2 separate regions of the Homo sapiens genome follow, and region 1 is linked to region 2. Evidence: chromatin loops called from intact Hi-C (ENCODE). Cell type or tissue: CD4-positive, alpha-beta T cell. All regions are shown on one strand. Each heading gives the region's core, and the rest is flanking DNA. Links, peaks and the distances in the headings are about the cores only.

Region 1 (5,391 bases), core at 288-5,287, 91 kb after region 2:
AAACAGGAGGTATTTCAATGAATTCCAATACTTATTGTGCCCCTTTTTTTTTTTTTTTTTTTTTTTTGAGATGGAGTCTTGCTCTGTCCCCCAGGCTGGAGTGCAGTGGTGCGATCTCAGCTCACTGCAACCTCCACCTCCTGGATTCAAGCGATGCTCCTGCCTCAGCCTCCCAAGTAGCTGGGACTACAGGCGCATACCACCAAGCCTGGCTAATTTTTTGTATTTTTAGTAGAGATGGGGTTTCACCGTGTTAGCCAGGATGGTCTCCATCTCCTGACCTCGTGATCTGCCCACCTCGGCCTCCCAAAGTGCTGGGATTACAGGCATGAGCCTGTGTCCTATTCTTTATAACTGGCCCTGTGTCCTATTCTTTATAAACACTCACTATATTAGAAGCTAGAGGGAATAGAAGGAATAAGAGGTGGTATCTTACCACAAAAAAAGCCAGAATATGGTGGAAGATTTAGTTTCTTTAGTGAAAATGAGACTCTGATCAAAGTATAAAGTACTAAAATGACTGATTCTGACGTGAAGAATTAGGGAAGGATCGTATAAAAGGTGCTGACATGAGTGGAGCTTGAAGAAACAACACAATTTTGAATGAGGAAAGTACAGTAGTACCCCCTTAACTGTGGGGGATATGTTCCAAGACCCCTCAGGGATACCTGAAACCACAGAATTACAGTATTGAACCCAATATATGCTGTGTTTTTCTCCTATACAGAAATACCTGTGATAAAGTTTAATTATAAATTAGGCACAGTAAGAGATTAAAAACAATAATAAAATAGAAGTTATAGCAATATACTACAATAAAAGCACATGCACATGGCATCTCTCTCAAAATATCTTATTGTACTATACTCGCCCTTCTTGTGATGATGTGATATGACACAATGCCTATGTGATAAGATGAAGTGGGTTGACTAATGCAGCACTGTGACACAGTGCTAGGCTACTATTAACCTCATGATACATCCAACTTATGTTTATTTCTGGAATTTTCCATTGAGTATTTTCAGACCATGGTGGACCATGGGTAACTGAAACTATGGAAAGTGAAACTTAGGATAAGAGGGGGCTATTATTACACTTTGGGCAAGTTGGGGAGGCTGCACAAAGATACAAAGTTGGTGGGTATTTGAAGACCTGAATAATGGCAAATTGACTATTGTTTGTTTGGGAACATTTGAGTACTAAATAGAATTTAAATTTTACTTAATCATCATGAAGAGGCCTGGAGAGCTTAAGATAAATAAGAAAGAGAAGATAATGAGAAATCCAGTGTTGGAGAAACATTTGGCTAGGTGATGATACAATTAACCAAGAGATTATGAGAAGAATATATCTAGATACAAAAATAGGAAGGAGAAAACACTAACTTCTGAATTTTAAACAAGTTGAGACTGAGGTGTTTGAAGCATCAATAAAGAGTTGTGTAAGTGTAGTACTCAAAAGGTCAAGATTAGAAAAATAGAATAAGTCACAGTTTGCTCAAGTTCGAAACATTACTATTACTATTACTATTACTATTACTATTACCAACTATATACCCCCCAAAGAAATCCACAGAATGAGCAAGTGAGCAGAGAGAGGACAATGACAAACTCCTGTAAATTACTGCAGTACTCCGATTCATAATATCTACTCTGGTTGCCAAGTAGTTTTTTTTTGTTTGTTTACTTCTTAGATCTGACCACATTAACCTCCAGTTAAGTGAAGTTATTATATGTACCATATAAATAAGATTTACCAAGCATGGTTCTATTCATGGTTTATTCATTCAGGGGAAAAATGATCTTCACAGCACAGTAAAACAAGTGAGGAACATGTACTGGCTTGTACTTCTGCCATTTATGTTGCAATTTCCTTGTATGTCAACACCATTGTTCACAGTCCTGCAATTTTTAAAGTGTGCTGGCCAATATGATGAAAACATTAGCAGAATACAACCCAATTTCCCTATATGCTAGTTATCATGGAAAACGGCTGACCAAAAGACAAAATTCCTTCAAAAAATTTACTTTATGCACTTCAAGGTGACTGGTTTAATACATTAAAAAACCATACACAAACACACAAAAGTTTGTAAACTCAGTATGAAAAAGTATCACTTTCATATGTAATCCTTTTCTTAAGTTTCATATTAATGAAGTTTAACTTCTTTTCTAAGGTTACTTTATTTACCAAAAATTAAATACCTGAAATGTTGTATTACTGAATTATTTTTTAAACTTCAAAATAACCATGGGTAGAAACTGCCCTATAAACATATGTACAGATGTTCTAAGGAAAACGCAGACACCTTTAATACACTTACTTGGTTTAAAATCATAATAATCACAGCAGGCAAAATAGTAAATTCATCTAGTTAGAGTCAATCCAGTGAAGCAATTCATTAATGTATACATGGTAAGAGGAATAACAAATGCTATTCACTGGATTCTTTAAATTAGCAAGCAGATTTTAGAACTTTATTTGAATTCTTTAATCTCTGCCAAAGTCTATCTGTTTATATGTAGTTGTCTGGAAACACTCAGTTGGATACTTCCAAAGAGCAAATGGCAGGTCAAGTTTAGAACACATGACTTCCTCACTAATTATATTTAAATAGCATGCAGTGAGTGAGAAATCAGATTCCCCATAGACGCTGGAGAAAGACTGAATTCTTACTCTTCAAAGAAAAATATCAAAAGGTAACATTAATTTGAAATGTTCTCAATTACATATTAGAGCCAAATGTAACTTTTAATATATATGTTAGAGTTCTACAGTTAAAATTTGGGCTTTAAGTCACAGACTTAAGTTCTAGCTTGGGTCATTTTTAGATATGCACCCTCAGGTAAGTTATGCCCCTTGTCTGAGCCCATTTGCAAAATGAAGGAGTTGGTTTTGTTCATTTCTAAATCTTAAAACTATGAACTTCTCTAGTTTGTTATTGTTGTTGTTGTTGTTGTTAATGAAGAAAACCTCATCCCAGCACTGGGGAAATGCTTTGGTTTAACCTCTTTAGTCTTTGGGTAAATATTTAGAAGTAATATCCTAATTTGTGACCTAAACTAAAACCTTAAATTGTTGGAATAAAGGTCATGAGAAATCAAGAAAATACCAATATTTATTTCATTATTTCTTTTGTTGCTCTACTGTCCCAAATTGCCTCTCAGTCTTTGCCCCTACCCTACTCTATACTGATCTCAAGCCCCCATATTTATTGCATTGAATGTCTAGAGTTTTATTTTTTTCCTTTTTTAAATAGAAAAATGCCAATTAAGCTCTTTTTCAGTCTTGGGATTGTTTTTGCCTTCAGTTGGTAGCCCTCAATAGAAAATAGGTCTTGTGTCAGCAGATGTTGACAACAAAGAAAGGGAAGCTTTTAATTTGTTCACTAATAGTGAAAAAGCAAACATTTACATAACACAAATGTACTGATAAACACAATTAAGGATATATGCTTGCCTATTTGTGATCCAAGTGTTCAATTAAAATTATATAATTATTGTGAAACAGAGGAGGATGATGTTCAAGCTATCACCGATTGGCCTGCTCTTCATGTTTGTTAACATTCCGGGGACAAACTTCAACATCAACAACCTCAAATTCTATGGCAGTATCCAATCCTGCGTCAAGCCTGAATCCCGGGACCAGACCTAATCCCAGGAAGAGCACCAATCCCAGAATGAACCCCAATCCTGGGATAAGCCCAGATCTCAAAATGACCTCGAGTCCCAAGATGACTCCAAATTCCAAGACAAGTCTGAATAGAGCAGTGACCCCAAAGAGCCACAACTATGAATATGAATACTGTGACAAATGGTAGCACCAATCCTGGGACAAGCCCAAATCTCAAAATGACCTCAAATCCCTAGATGACTCCAAATTCCAAGACAAGTCTGAATACAGCAGTGACCCCAAAGATAGCCACAACTATGAATATGAACACTGTGACAAATGGTAGCACCATACTCAATCCAATGGACAACATTTATTTTCTATGTAATATTTTTGCTGTTTTGTGTATACTTGCACTCAGGCTGAAGTGAACTTCAACTGCCTGCATTCTTATCTCAGTTTCTTATTATTGCTGAATGACAAGCATGCTAGGAAAATATCATTTATTTCAATTTACTATTTAAGAAATTATCATCTTGATTTTTTTTTGCAAATTATAATTGTGTACGTTTAAATATTAACTTAATATGATGTTTTCCTTCCATATGAAAGAAGTATGCACTACCTTATTAAATGCTGAAACAAGCAAAATACCATGTTTGCCTTTTAAATGTTTGCAAAACTGAACCAAAACTCAGATATTTATATTAAAGGTGTAAGAGAAGAAATTATGTAGGTGGGGTGTGTGTGTGTGTGTGGTGTATGTGAGAGAGAGCACACACATGAGAGTGAGAGAGCGAGTGAGCAACAGTGACAGAGAGATGAAGGATAGGGGATAGGGGATAGAGGATGGGGGTGTGGGATAAGGAGTGGTATGGGGGAAGTTGTTTTTGTATTTTATTTTTATTTTTTTGAGACAGAGTTTCACTCCTGTTGCCCAGGCTGGAGTGCAATGGCATGACCTCAGCTCACTGCAACCTCCACCTCCTGGGTTCAAGCAATTCTCCTGCCTCAGCCCCCAGAGTAGCTGGGATTACAGATGCCCACCACCACGCTCGATTAATTTTTTGTATTTTTAGTAGAGGGGTTTCACCATGTTGGCCACGCTGGTCTCAAACTCCTGACTTCAGGGGATCTACCCGCCTTGGCTTCCCAAAGTGCTGAGATTACAGGTGTGAGCCACCATGCCCGGTCTATATTTTATTTTTTATTAAACAGACAAAAAATGCTAATCTGATAAACTAAAGCGCTCTACAAAATAACACATTCATCTGTATTAACATATTTCATGAATGTGTTAATAGTAATATGTCATTTCGCTAAGAAAAGGTGCCAATTCTGCTAACCTTTGTAATGTATAATGATATTGCGCCAATGACAAGATTATCTTATATTGAGTACACTCTTGTCTTATGTTTCAAAAAACCATTTGTAAATCAGATGCCTGGAATCGAGAACTTATTTTCCCCAGAGTAATATATCTCATAACTGTTGGTTAGGTTTTCATGCTCATCTACAAAGATTTACCCAAGCATACAATTATAATAGTAATAAGCATGTAATTAATAGTGCATTTGTTAAGAGCTTTGGCTTAGGTTTGAAACCGAATTCTGATTCTTACTAGTTGTGCTACCATGAATTAAGTACATGACCCAGTGAGATTCCCAAACTTTAGTAATAAATGAAACACTTGGAGTGCCTGTTAAATATATAAATAAGGCCCTGCCCCTGAGATTTTGGTTTGGAAATGGGGGCTGGGGATATGTTTGTTTTAATGTT
Region 2 (5,391 bases), core at 147-5,146:
CAAACCACGTATTCTGCTCTTTCTCTATTAACTCTCTCTTGAGTTTCTTATTAACCTGCCTTTGTTAGTCCAGGTATGGGATTGCATCTTCATTGTTCTGGGTGGGTATTAGCAGCTCCTTAAACAAGACAGGCCACACACTGGCCGTGCAATTCCTGTTAAGTACCAAGACCTTATAAAGTGGTGGCTTTACAAGTTCCTAAAGTGCCTAAGGCAGACTGAGCTTACAGGGACCGGTGAGTAAAGTCTCATGCTATGTGCCCAGGATGAGTGTGGGGTAAGCAGTATTTTCGTGCAAAGATGATGAAAATAAAGAGTACCTTGATGAGGGAACAGCTGCATGAAAACTGCTGATTTAGAGCAAGGCAGAGAAGCTTTACAAAGAATGGAAGAAAAAAAAGCAAGTAAGTGATGTTCATAAGATTTAAAAAAGGGTGAAATACAATTAGATACTAGATAATTATAATGTTCCTTGGTTTTCAGAAGGAATCTGGTTTTAATTATTGAATTCTGACCATTAATTTCCTAAATATTACAGTTGGTAAATAAATGAGAGAACTTACAACTTTGTAGATGTATTTTTTTACCACTTATATTAAAATTAAGAATTTTAGTTTAAATTAAGAATTAAGCTAAAAATTAGATTTAAAAATTAGCAAGAATTATACCAAGAAATCGCTCAATTTAAAATTATTTTTCTCCCTTAAACATAGGATAATAACAAAGAAAAAGAAAACAAATCAAGAAAAAAAGGTCAGGTAATACCATAAACAATTCTCTAAAACATTAAAATCATTTCAGAGATCTTAAGTGGCCTCAAAATAGAGACTTCTAGGTTTCTTCTAAAAGGGAGATATTTCTTTTCCTTCTTTTAAAAGACGAGGGTCTCATGATGTTGCCCAGGCCAGACTTGAACTCTTGGGCTCAAGCAATCCTCCCACCTCAGCCTCCCTAGTAGCTGGGACCACAAGCATGTGCCACTGTGCCCAGCTAAGAGGGAGATATTTCAAACCTAGTAAACAGAAGTATTACTGACTCAGAGCCAAGTCTAAGTTTAGAGCAATGGTTTAGATGAAATATCCCTCCGTACACAGAGCTATCAGCACTATTGGTTTAGGAATGTTATGATCACTACCTGATCTAGCCAGCTTCTCAGGAAGAAGGTCTACATTACAGAAGCAAAGTGAGAGAATGACTGGTAGGCTTGGACCAAGGCCAGAAATAAAAATGGAAGAAGGGAGTCTAAAGTAACGATGAACTAAGTATGTCTTTGTTCTAAAAAATTCACGCACCAATACTAACAGTAAAATGAGCTGATCAAACAAAAAAAAGTTAAAGCCTTTTTCCTAGTAAAAAAAAATTTTAGGCCAGGTGCGGTGGCTCATGCCTGTAATTCCCAGCACTTTGGGAGGTGGAGGTGGGAGGATCACAAGGTCAGGAGTTCGAGACCAGCATGGCCAATATGGTGAAACCCTGTCTCCACTAAAAATACAAAAATTAGCCAGGCATGGTAGTGGGTGCCTGTAGTGCCAGCTACTCAGCAGGGTGAAGCAGGAGAATTGCTTGAACCTGGGAGGCGGAGGTTGCAGTGAGCTGAGATCGTGCCACTGCACTCCAGCCTGGGTGACAGAGCAAGACTCCATCTCAAAAAAAAAAAAAAAAAAATTAAATAGATCACGAATTTACTTGTTTTGTTTAAAAACATTTTTGAGGTGAAAAATGTGTTATAAAACTTTTGCCATAATTATTACATGATCCTTCCACACAAATGTCCCTTTGAACTATCAGAATACTATATAGTACAAGGTACAACATGACAGGTATCACAATAGAGGTCAAAATAGTTATCTATGTACATTCTACTGCCCGTTCTGATCTGAAATATATTGAAGGCAGGTATCATGCCCTGGCAGCCCCTCTGCTCCCCTGGGGTCTAAGAGCCCCTTGCATATAGTAAACAATACATATATGTAGGATAAATATCTGGAATTTTGGTATTTTCTACAGTGCACTATAGTATTAATCTTGTATTTAAAATAAAAAAAATAGTGCACACTTAGAATTTGTTAAACAACATGGATCGGAAGGAAATAACTTTCAAGGCAAAAACCGTCAAGTCTCTGGTGATCAAGGATTCTAATACATACTTAACATACACCTACAAAACAGGTATTCAAATGTTTATTGAATTAACTTACAACAATTCTCCTCTGAAGAATATCAGAAGACCCTGATAAAGTATATATTAAATTTTAATGCTTTGGAAATGGATCCTATTAATTCATTTTCTTTCTTTCCTTCTTTTTTTTTTTTTTTTTTTGAGATAGGTTCTCAATCCCTGACTGGAGTGCAGTGGCATGATCACAGCTCACCACAGCCTTGACCTCTCCGGCTCAGGTGATTCTCCCACCCCAGCCTCCCAAGTAGCTGGGACTACAAATGCATGCCACTACGCCTGGCTAATTTTTCTATTTTTGTAGAGATGGGATTTCGTCATGTTGCCCAGGCTGGTCTCAAGCAATCCACCTGCCTCGGCCTCCCAAAAGTGTTAGGATTACAGGCGTGAGCCACCGCACTCAGCCTGGGTTTCATTTTCTAGTTCTAATTCTGGTTCTTCAATTCATGTCCAGCTCAGCTAGACTGGACCTAATAAGGATCATAATATCAAACCTGAAATATCCTTATATATCATAAAGTAAATGGATTCTCTTCAAGATGCTCTTATTGGTGTTTGGGAAAATCCTAAGAGCCAAAGTCTTACATCCATTTGCCTAAAGGGTCACAGTCAATGCAATTCTATATGCACTGAATCCCAGGTACAGTCACTGGCTCCACTGATGCCAAATTCAATTTCTACTAGGGAGGGATTCAGAAGACAACCATTTAGGTACTTTTATATGTAGACTTGTAAAACAGTCCCCCTTAGGATGGAGAATTAGGCTATGCTAATTTGTCAAGAAGAATGCATTTTCAGAGACAATTGCTTTATGTAAGTGACTACCACTTCTCCTCAAAGCTGGTAACTAACGAAATACTGCCCAAATGTTTAATTTAAGTAAGACCTAATGCTGGGGCAGGAGGGGGAGGAGGAGAGGTTCATGAATCTCTTATTTTGTTGATTTGCTAGTAGAAAATGTTGGACAAAAGAAAATACAGCTCAGTAGCTGATCCTGCTAAACATCAAAGATCTAGAATGAAGAGTTTTGCATTGACATGAAACATTTATAGCAAAGGATTGAATGCGTGCAGATCAGCAACATTTGCTTTTTGAAATAGGGCAATGGAACCTTTATCTGTTTAAATCTCAGTTGACTAAGTATAGGTTGATGTTGGGTAATTTGATGGTAAATCAAACTTATGCTCCATATCGGGGAATGACAGAGAACTTCTTTCAATACTACTGCTTGAGACTTGGCTGCTGGGAATGGAGATAAGGAAATGTTTTGGTTTCTATACAGCTAAACAGCAAAGTTGAAACGCCAGACTGAGTTAGGAATCTGGACAACTTTCTTTTGGTTTTTTGATATAAGCAAACTCAACGCCATAAAGAAATGAGATGGCTGAGCGCCGTGGCTCAAGCCTGTAATCCCAGCACTTTGGGAGGCTGAGATGGGTGGATCACCTAAGGTCAGGAGTTCGAGACCAGCCTGGTCAACATGGGGAAACCGGGTTTCTACTAAAAATACAATAATTAGCCAGGCGTGGTGGTGTGCACTTGTAATTCCAGCTACTAGGGAGGCTGAGGCAGGGGAATAGCTTGAACCAAGGAGGCAGAGGTTGCAGTGAGCCAAGACTGCGCCACTGCACTCCAGCCTGGGCTACTGAGCGAGACACTGTCTCCAAAGGGGGAAAAAAAAAAAAAATGCTGGGCGCAGTGGCTCACGCCTGTAATCCCAGCACTTTGGGAGGCTGAAGTGGGTGGATCACGAGGTCAGGAGATCGAGATCATCCTGGCTAACACCATAAAACCCCATCTCTACTAAAAATACAAAAAATTAGCCAGGTGTGGTGGTGGGCGCCTGTAGTCCCAGCTACTCGGGAGGCTGAGGCAGAAGAATGGCATGAACCTGGGAGGCAGAGGTTGCAGTGAGTCGAGATCGCACCACTGACTCCAGCCTCGGCGACAGAGCGAGACTCTGTCTCAAAAAAAAAAAAAAAAAAAGAGAGAGATAAGGATATAAGATTACATGGAGCTAAAGATATGAAGCAATATACCTAATTATAAACAAAAGATCAACTCTTACCATTAAGAGTTATTCTGTAAGAGCAAATGACAAAAACTCAGTGATTGGGCATATAAATTGGGATCCTTTTGTGAACATGAGCCTGTAATTTAGAGATACAAATGGGTTTTGTGGGAGAGTAAGGTTACTTTTGAAAAGATAAACCCTTTCTCTGAAAACATGTAGTAAAATAAACTGTCAAACCAATGACACACAATTGAGTGACAGGAAGAGTTGAACACCACAATACCACTTAACTCTATTACTTTTAAACCTCCTCATCTCTTCTGTGTATAGTCAGAGATTTCCAGCCTGAATAAAGGCACCAACTTTGGAGAGCTAATGGAGGTGACACCATTAGTTTGAAACTGGAACCAAAGCCATAAAACCTATTCTGATTTTAATAAACAATTTTAAGTAAAAGGTTGTAGAGTAAGACTGTTTCACCAAAGCAAATGATTTGGCAAATAGCCAATCAACACTGGACATATGCAACTAATCAAATAGCAGAGAAACCTGTAATGGTTCTTTATTCTCATCCAGATTATTTTATTGTCTCCATTAGTGGGCAAAGATAGGCAGAAATTTCCCTACAATTAGACTGGGTAAAAAAAGTCAATAAAAAAACTAACCATTTTTGACATGTTTAACACCAGTTTAGTAGCCCAAAAGGCAAAAGCTTGGTTAAGATGAAGCAGACTTTTAAAAACTTTTCAACTTCTGTTCAGTAACCCAGAAAATAGTCCAACAGAAAAAAAAGAACTGGTGGGCTTAAGGCAAGGCAGACAGAAGTAATGAATTAGCAATAAACAAACAAAAACAAGGAAATAAAGAAGGAGAAGGGAAAGTAGATAGATAATCAAACAGACAACAGCCATGGAAGGCAATGAATGTAGTACAAAAGGGCCTGGCCTTGGTTCTAGATAAGAACTGTATAAAGCAGTTAACCCAGCTCTTCTAAAACTCAGTCTCCCCAATGTACACAATATTGTGAGCCTAAAACTAAATTACCTGTATGGTTCCCTAGCTCCAAAATGCTAAAAGGTTTATCAGCGGGGAAGCAGGAAGGAATTCAGTGGCTGCAGTATCTGTAAAAAAAGTAAATTTTAAGTTTTGCCCTGGCCTTCACAGCTGAAATGCTGATAATGGGCAAGACCAGAAGCAGACC

The links. Peaks named below come from ENCODE experiments on the same cell type or tissue, not always from the same donor. Only the 100,000 strongest peaks of a DNase experiment are listed, where the experiment ranks them.
Region 1: a loop joins it to region 2, with 3 times the contacts of the local background. A loop is called at or near these places in 19 of 110 quality-filtered maps.

Annotation. Positions count from the first base shown.
Region 1 is chr17:31,270,885-31,276,275 of GRCh38, reverse strand. The region is part of intron 36 of NF1 (neurofibromin 1); the gene reads right to left. It overlaps LOC101927057 (a long non-coding RNA gene), which reads left to right and starts at 2,638. Exons shown (of 2, transcript XR_243788.5): 1 at 2,638-2,699; 2 at 3,511-4,263. In CD4-positive, alpha-beta T cell, for the core only: no CTCF peak of the experiment used is centred there; no DNase peak of the experiment used is centred there.
Region 2 is chr17:31,362,208-31,367,598 of GRCh38, reverse strand. The region is part of intron 57 of NF1 (neurofibromin 1); the gene reads right to left. Among named protein-coding and RNA genes, the nearest start is that of RAB11FIP4, 27 kb to the left of the region's middle. In CD4-positive, alpha-beta T cell, for the core only: no CTCF peak of the experiment used is centred there; no DNase peak of the experiment used is centred there.